Linked DNA regions of Homo sapiens: all the other regions are linked to region 1. The links are chromatin contacts, found by Hi-C or POLR2A ChIA-PET in ENCODE. All regions are on one chromosome and are shown on one strand. The core of a region is the stretch at or near the end of the contact, and the rest is flanking DNA. Distances in the headings are between cores, read along the strand shown.

The links. Hi-C counts contacts between places; a loop is a spot of excess contacts on that map. ChIA-PET counts read pairs that join two places held with the same protein, here RNA polymerase II (POLR2A). Pooled maps may share reads with other maps.
Region 2: a loop to region 1 is called in a pooled map, with 7 times the contacts of the local background. The contact joins the promoter of FUCA1 here to the promoter of ELOA in region 1. A Hi-C loop is called at or near these places in 1 of 168 maps with a recorded cell type or tissue (astrocyte of the cerebellum), 1 of 37 single-sample maps with no recorded cell type and 8 of 50 pooled maps. POLR2A ChIA-PET finds 5 or more read pairs at or near these places in 3 of 52 experiments (CD8-positive, alpha-beta memory T cell, MCF 10A and OCI-LY7).
Region 3: a map with no recorded cell type shows a loop between it and region 1 (3-fold over the local background). The contact joins the enhancer-like site here to the promoter of ELOA in region 1. A Hi-C loop is called at or near these places in 4 of 168 maps with a recorded cell type or tissue (B cell, GM12878, colonic mucosa and 1 more), 20 of 37 single-sample maps with no recorded cell type and 12 of 50 pooled maps. POLR2A ChIA-PET finds 5 or more read pairs at or near these places in 4 of 52 experiments (A549, B cell, H1 and 1 more).

What each region holds. Positions count from the first base shown.
Region 1 is chr1:23,742,202-23,744,728 of GRCh38, reverse strand. It overlaps ELOA (elongin A), which reads right to left and starts at 1,258. Exons shown (of 11, transcript NM_003198.3): 1 at 1,151-1,258. The coding sequence starts at 1,225. RefSeq lists silencers at 597-1,076, 1,227-1,456.
Region 2 is chr1:23,867,023-23,869,549 of GRCh38, reverse strand. It overlaps FUCA1 (alpha-L-fucosidase 1), which reads left to right and starts at 1,260. Exons shown (of 8, transcript NM_000147.5): 1 at 1,260-1,652. The coding sequence starts at 1,264. RefSeq lists a silencer at 1,629-1,848.
Region 3 is chr1:23,636,290-23,638,816 of GRCh38, reverse strand. The region is part of intron 4 of MDS2 (myelodysplastic syndrome 2 translocation associated); the gene reads right to left. Among named protein-coding and RNA genes, the nearest start is that of MDS2, 10 kb to the right of the region's middle. Within about 2 kb of position 1,261, at least 11 of the 41 ENCODE cell types and tissues checked have a DNase peak (open chromatin) inside an H3K27ac peak, as active enhancers do.

The DNA of each region.
Region 1 (2,527 bases), core at 9-2,508:
CATAAGTGCTTTTTCATCGTTGTACTTCCACTTAAAAAATCCTGACAACTGAGTTCAAGACCAGCCTGGCCAAGATGGTGAAACCCTGTCTCTACTAAAAATACAAAAATTAGCCAGGCGTGGTGGCGGGCGCCTACAATACCAGCTACTCGGGAGGCTGAGGCAGACAATTGCCTGAACCCGGGAGACGGAGGTTGCAGTGAGCCGAGATCGCGCCACTGTACTCCAGCCTGGGCGACCAGAGCAAGACTCGCCTCAAAAAAAAAAAAGAAAAAAAAAAATCCTGACAACCACCAGACTGTCTCCTGGAGACCAGAGAAGTGAGTGACAGAAAGATGAAAAGGTACAAGAACGCGTTTAACTTAATATTCAGTTTGTACAATAAACAACAAAAACTAGTTAACTACAATTAAAAATGGTTGTCCATCACTCGAACAACGAGAAACGGTAGCTCTTACCTTCCTATTAATGGCCAAAAGGAAACCTAGCTGCGACTTCCAACCCCGGGCCCCCGCCTCTTTTTCAATTCCAACCTAAGTTTTCAGGAGTATGCTTAGGTGACGCGAGGCTTTATTCTGTTTTGAAAGGGATTCACTGAGAAAGCGAAAGGTCCACGCTCTGATATCCAGCCGGAGAGTAGTAACCGCGTCTCCGAGAGGCGCGGACCAGACCGCGAGTCCAGGCTCCGCAGCGTTCGGGCGCCCGTCTTCTCCTCCCAGCGAACACGCACCCGCTGGGGAGTCCGCGCCGCTCCGCGGGGAGCCGGGCACCAGCGCAGGCACCGGGAGGCCAACGAGGCGGCGGCCAGCGCCCTCCCGCCCCGGGCACGCTCTCCCGCAGGAAACAGCTGGCTCGGGACGCCACGGAGCGCCTCTGGGAGGAAGCGCTAGGCACGCGGTGTCCGCACCGGGCGCGCCCCCATCCCGGGCCCGTGAGGGAGGGGGAGCGGCCGGGGCCCCGCGTCCCGACGCCCGACGCACGGGGTCCCAACGCGCGGGCAGCGGTCAATGGCCGCGAACTTCACGACCCCAGCCCCGCGGGGCCTGGCTCAGGGTCCCAGCCCCCGAACCCCGCCACGCTCGGGCCGCGACCGTTACGGGGCCCTCACCGACCCAACGCCCATCCCGCTACGCGCCGCCCCCTCGCTTACCTTCTTAGGGTCCGGGTTCGCGGCCAGGCGCGCCTGCAGCTTCTCCACAACTTGGAGCGCCGACTCCGCCGCCATCGCTGTCACTGGCGCGGCCTCCTCGCCGGAACTGGGCTCGCGTCGCGTCCTCGGGCCGCAGCTCCGCCCTCCGTGCATCCCCGGCGGAGACGGAAGCGCGCCTGGCCCCTTCCGGGCCTCGGCTGGGGTGTGTGGGGGGCGGTGGGCTGCAGGCTCCGCCCCCAGGGCCCGCTCCCCAGCGCCCACCCGGCGGCCGCGCACTCCTCGCGCCCCTGGCCCAAGTGTGCGCGCTGGGGGCTGGGGGCTGCTCGGGCCGTACGCGCCTCCGCCGCCGGCACCCCCGCTCCCTGTGCTCGCGTGCTGAGCCCAAGCCTGGAAGACCTCTCCAGGGTCTACTTCAAGACGGAATGAGGCCACCGCGCCAGACCCTGGCCTTATAAATGCCAACGCTTTCTCCCGCCTGGGGCTTAGCCACACCCTAATCAACACCTTGTCAGGGGTCCCGGGCTGGTGCCCGTCCTAGGAGTCCGCAGGCACCCGCGGTAGCAGCCACCCTAGGCTGAGCACACGATGCGTCAGTAGTTAGACTATCTTTTCCAGCCTCAGTACAACCTGATGAAACGAGTTGTATGATCTTCATTTTACAGATGAGGAAACTGAGGTTCAGGGAGACCAAATTAACTTGCAGATGGCCGCAGGACAGGAAAGAACTGAAAATGGAACCTGAATCTAAGATGTCTAGGACCATTGTGAGCGCACATTTCTGAACAGGTCGAGGAATTGAGGCCCAGAGAAAGGGATTTTTCAAAATCCAAACAGCTTAGTTCCTTCCATGAGGCAATAATAGCCCATGTGTCTTGTTTTCCCCACAAACAGTGTCTGGCACATAGGCACTAAATAAATACTTATTGCATGAATGTATAGATAGATAGATGTTTCCTCTGATGACTTGCCAATGAGCCGTATGGCTTGATTAGAAGAGCCCAAGATATTATTCTTCAGGCCGTCTACTCTCATCCTAAAAGCACTAAGTTTTACCATTACTAATACTACTACTAAAAAGAGCAACTAAATAGTTGCAAACTCACTTAAAGTACCAGCACTGATTACATCTCATTTGATCACATCAAAGCAGAACCTAATCAGATCTTCAGCAGCAAATTGGCAATGCACCTAGCCTGATCTCTCCCTCAAAGCAGGAAAGCCCAGAGATTCTTCCAGATTCTAGCTCTGGAAGAAAGAAAAACATCTTAAACACAAGTTGTTTCTTCAAATGAGCATTCATTCACTCACTATGCTGAAAAGCCCTCTCTACCATGTCCCTACTCCTCCATTTGGCGCCCCTCCCCCAGTTCCCTAAGC
Region 2 (2,527 bases), core at 11-2,510, 120 kb before region 1:
CCCGGCTAATTTTTGTATTTTTAGTAGAGATGGGGTTTCACCATGTTGGCCAGGCTGGTCTCAAACTCCCGACCTCAGGTGATCTGCCCACCTCGGCCTCCCAAAGTGCTGGGATTACAGGCGTGAGCCACCTTGTCTGTTCAGAGACTTCTGACTTCCGTATTTCCCTCGCTAATGGCCTCACCTCCCGTTTGAGTATGTGCAGCATGTGCAAATTGCAGAGGAACTGGGGAACTTCCCTGCCAGGCAATCCTGGGTCCTCTTGGCTCTCCACTTCCTCCTTCCTTCCTTCCTTCCTCCTTCCTTCCTTCCTTCCTTCCTTTCTTTCTTCCTTGGTCTGGCTCTGTCGCCCAGGGGCTGGAGTGCAGTGGCGGTATCTCGGTACAAACTAAGCTATTTGAAATGCCTCGGAATTCCCAAAGAAAGCTCAGTAAATACCAGACAGATGAAACGGTCCTGCCCGCTCTCCCTCTTTCAGTACCCAGTTTTCTCTTTCCTCTCCTTTCATAACGTTTCTTCCCATCATCCCTCTACCTCCTTATTTCTGTCAGGGCTGTTAGATACCCTTCCGGTCTGTTATCTCCTCCTCCAGCCTTGTGCTACAGGACAACTCAAAAGCCCCCTATGGCTCCCAAGTGATCACTAAATAAAACTCGTGATCTCACTTCAGCCTACCCCTGCAGGATTGCTGCGGCAAAATGGACTACTCCCAGAGGCGTGATCACGGTTCGGTTCACTGCAGCCCAGACTTCCCGGGCTCAAGCGATCCCGAACCTCCCACCTCAGCCTCTCGAGTAGCTGGGACTCCAGACGTGCACCACTACGCCAGGCTCATTTTGTTTATTTTTTATAGAGACAGGCTAGTCTCCAACTTGTGGGCTCAGAGCGATCCTCCCGCCTCGACTTCCGAAAGTGTTAGGATTACAGGCGTGAGCCACTGCGTCCGGCTCAATGGACTCCTTCTTAAATGTGAGTTCTCCGCACACACTGGGCCTTGCTCACCTCCACGATTTAACCTCGCAGTTAAGTCCCTTTTCAAGGTTTTTATTCGTCCTTCAGCGAAGCGCTGTCAACGCCTCCCTGCGTCTTTCCCTTCTTGAGCACCAGAGGGCGCTCCTCCGACCCGAGGAGGAAGCGACTCGGGCCAACCTGTCCAGGTTGTCCCACCCCTTTTTCCTTCCGGGCCAATCGTTAGTCAGAGTGGGCGGAGCCGCCCGCGGGCACCTGCGCGTTAAGAGTGGGCCGCGTCGCTGAGGGGTAGCGATGCGGGCTCCGGGGATGAGGTCGCGGCCGGCGGGTCCCGCGCTGTTGCTGCTGCTGCTCTTCCTCGGAGCGGCCGAGTCGGTGCGTCGGGCCCAGCCTCCGCGCCGCTACACCCCAGACTGGCCGAGCCTGGATTCTCGGCCGCTGCCGGCCTGGTTCGACGAAGCCAAGTTCGGGGTGTTCATCCACTGGGGCGTGTTCTCGGTGCCCGCCTGGGGCAGCGAGTGGTTCTGGTGGCACTGGCAGGGCGAGGGGCGGCCGCAGTACCAGCGCTTCATGCGCGACAACTACCCGCCCGGCTTCAGCTACGCCGACTTCGGACCGCAGTTCACTGCGCGCTTCTTCCACCCGGAGGAGTGGGCCGACCTCTTCCAGGCCGCGGGCGCCAAGTGAGTGTGGTCCCGGGGAGCGGCGCCCCTTCCCGGCTCGGGCGGCAAACAGGAGGTGGGGCTGGGCGGCCAGCTGGGGCGCGCAGCTGCCGGTCGCCCCCATGACCCCGGGGCCCGCGTGTGGCCTCCTGCGGCCACAGGAGTGAGCCTGGCACACCTGATGAGGAGGAGGAGGTGCGTTTGACTGGGGACTGATAAATGAAGGTTCAGGGAGATGGCAGGCTGGGAAGCCCTGGGTATCTGCACCTGTGCACCGAGAGGGCTGAGTTAGGCCATACCTGATGTCCCTTTCAGATTGACAGCACTATCAGGACTCCAGGGTTTCAAATCAGTGGTGTGGAGCCTGGTTCTAATTCAACTGTGAACCTGGACATGTCACTTCAGCCTCCCTGCAGCCTCTTCTATGGTTGTAGAAAGGGGTTATATAAGGATACAACCCTTTGAGCCCTAATGTCTCTAAGAGGGAAAGAGAGGGGAGTTCTGGTGTGCAGTGTATTTGGGCAACAGTACAGATAGTCATTCGTTTGCTCCTCTCAATCCCTTTTACGTAGGAAGTGTCCAGGAAGGGTCTGACTCTCTCTGAGAACTGTTGGAACTTGGGGGTGGCTGGTTCAGAGAACAGAGTAGAGAGCGCTGGGGTGGGGATAAGGGGAGACCACGACCCATGAAGTTGTCAAGGCAGGGGCTTGTCCTGAAGGAGTGAGCCTTGAGAGCCCTGTATTGACAGATGTTAAGTCAGGGAGTGGTTACTATCAGCTTCTAGAAAGATTCATTCGGCTGCTGGGAGAGAAGTGGGTTGGAGAAGAGTAAAAATGGAGGCGGGGAGGTTTCCCCAGCCCCTGGCTTAGAGCAGTCTTCCATCCTTACCTTGGTTC
Region 3 (2,527 bases), core at 12-2,511, 110 kb after region 1:
ACCCAGACTTCTTGAGGGAGAGAAGAAGCCTTCCTGGCCCCTCAACAACCCAGATTGCTCAGCCACAGTCAGACAACCCATGCCACCAGGATGTCACCAAGATTTGACAACCGAGACTCTCAGACACTCTCTCTCCCTGGCACACATACACACTCGTACACACGATGACAGCCATGGGACGGCCAGGCAGCTGGACGTCTTTGTCCCCCACTCCCAGCCTGATGGCCACCCCATCAGTCCTTTGCTCCTTCACTCTGCTTCCCATCAGTCCCCTCCTTCTGGGAGTCACAACTCCCTGGGTTGTGATTCTGGCTTCATATTCACTGGCCATGTGACCCTGGGCACATTACTCAAGCTCCTGGATACTGCTCCTCCACTGTCAGTGAGGGTCATGATCCTCCCTGCCTCTCAGGGCCACAGAGAAGGTTAAGGCTCATAATTCCCGTAAAGCACCTTTGCAGCGCCTGTCCCTCCACAGTGGCAGCTCTTCTTAGCACGGTTGCTGTCACTATCATTCGCTGTGGCCTTGCTCTGGCCCCACCCCCATGCCCCTCCTTCTCCCAGCCTACTGTCTCCCCACTTCTGCCTGGGCCTCCTCTCTCTCTCCTCTCCCTCCTTCCAGAGCCTGAGACCCAGAATTCCTGAAGGGCTGGGGACAGGGAAGGGGCAGCCAGCTCCCCAAACAGAAATGTCACCTGCTTGGAGTCCCCAGTGGAGGGGTGGGGTGGAAGCTTTCTGCTCAGCCTTGAGAACCCTGCCCTAACCCCCCACAGAGCCTGATACAGGCTCAAACCTGCATCAGGTCAAACCACCCCCACAGAGACAGAGCTGGGTGGGTTAGGCCGCTACCTGAACCTGGGTCGCTGTCTGCAAGCCAGCCAGGGAGGGGACTGGCCTCACCCCCTCAGAGGGGTGAAGATGCTCTGGGATCTAAGTCCACACTGAGGACAGCGGGAGGTGGAGAGCACCTCACGGAGGGGGGTTTGAATCCCGGGGCCTCCTTTACTCCTCTGGATCATCTTTGAGAAGTCGCCTCTTCTCTCCAAGCCTTGGTCTCCTCATTGGTAAGATGAGGCTGGACAATTCCTGCCTACCACCCACTCAGGGCTGTTGGGAGAAACAGTTGAGAAGAGGGCAGAAGGGAATCCTGTCAAGCCTGGGAACCAACGCCTTTCCGTCGCCAGTTGAGCTCTACGTTTTGGCCAGCAGATGGCGCGATAGAAGCGCCAGTGTCTCCGTTCCAGGCCCCGGACATTTGTTAAACGTGGCGAAACTGTTACTCAAGATCCCAAACTCTAGAGCTGATGGATCTCAGATTCTACCCCCTTAAGCTGCGCGCGGTGGCTCATGCCTGTAATCCCAGCACTTTGGGAGGCCGAGGTGGGTGGGTCATGAGGTCAGGAGTTCAAGACCAGCCCGGCCAACAGGCTGAAGCCCTATCTCTACTAAAAATACAAAAATTAGCCCGGCCTGGTGGCGGGCACCTGTAATCTCAGCTACTCAGGAGGCTGAGGCACGAGAATTGCTTGAACCCGGGAAGCAGAGGTTGCAGTGAGCCGAGATTGTGCCACTGCACTCCAGCCTGGGTGACAAAGCGAGACTCCAAAAAAAAAAAAAAAAAAAAAAAAGCCAGGTGCGGTGGCTCACGCCTGTAATCCCAGCACTTTGGGAGGCCAAGGCCGGTGGATCACAAGGTCAGGAGATCAAGACCATCCTAGCTAACAGGTGAAACCCCGTCTCTACTAAAAATACAAAAAATTAGCCGGGCGTGGTGGTGGGCGCCTGTAGTCCCAGCTACTCGCAAGGCTGAGGCAGGAGAATGGCGTGAATCTGGGAGGAGGAGCTTGCAGTGAACTGAGATCCAGCCACTGCACTCCAGCCTGGGCGACAGAGCAAGACTCCGTCTCCATATAAATATATATATATATATATACCTCCTTAATAGCAATGTGACTGGGTAAGCTACTTAACCTCTCTGAACCTCAGTTTCCTCATCTGGCATCCCTTCTTCTGGGGTTGTTGGAAGATTGATTTTCTCCAGGATGCAGAGCGCAGCGTCAGTGCTCAGTGACATGACTGGTACAACCCACTCAAGGGCGAGGCTGCAGCTCCGTCTATCCCCGCTAAGCACCCCTGGTTTCAGCCACACCTCGTGCCCACTCCAGCCAGGCCTCCAGGTTTCACTCACACCCTCTGCCCTCTGACTGGAATGTTCTCTTCCTCCTTGTTTCATGATTTCCTAGGAACTTTGAGACTTCTTGGGTTTTTCCCTAATTGTATTTTGAAAACTTTATCCAGGTATTACTTATAGATCATACAATTCACTCACTTTAAGGGTACAAGTCAATGATTTTCAGTAAGTTTACCAAGTTGTGCTCGAGATTTGATTTTTAAAATCCTGCATCTCAAATTCTACCTCTTTCCTGAGTCTCAGACCATGTGTTCAGCTGCCCCTTGGCTGTTGCCCCTTGGCTGTCCCCTGCCCCGCCAACTCAGTACATCCCCAGCCGGATCCATCACTGTCTTC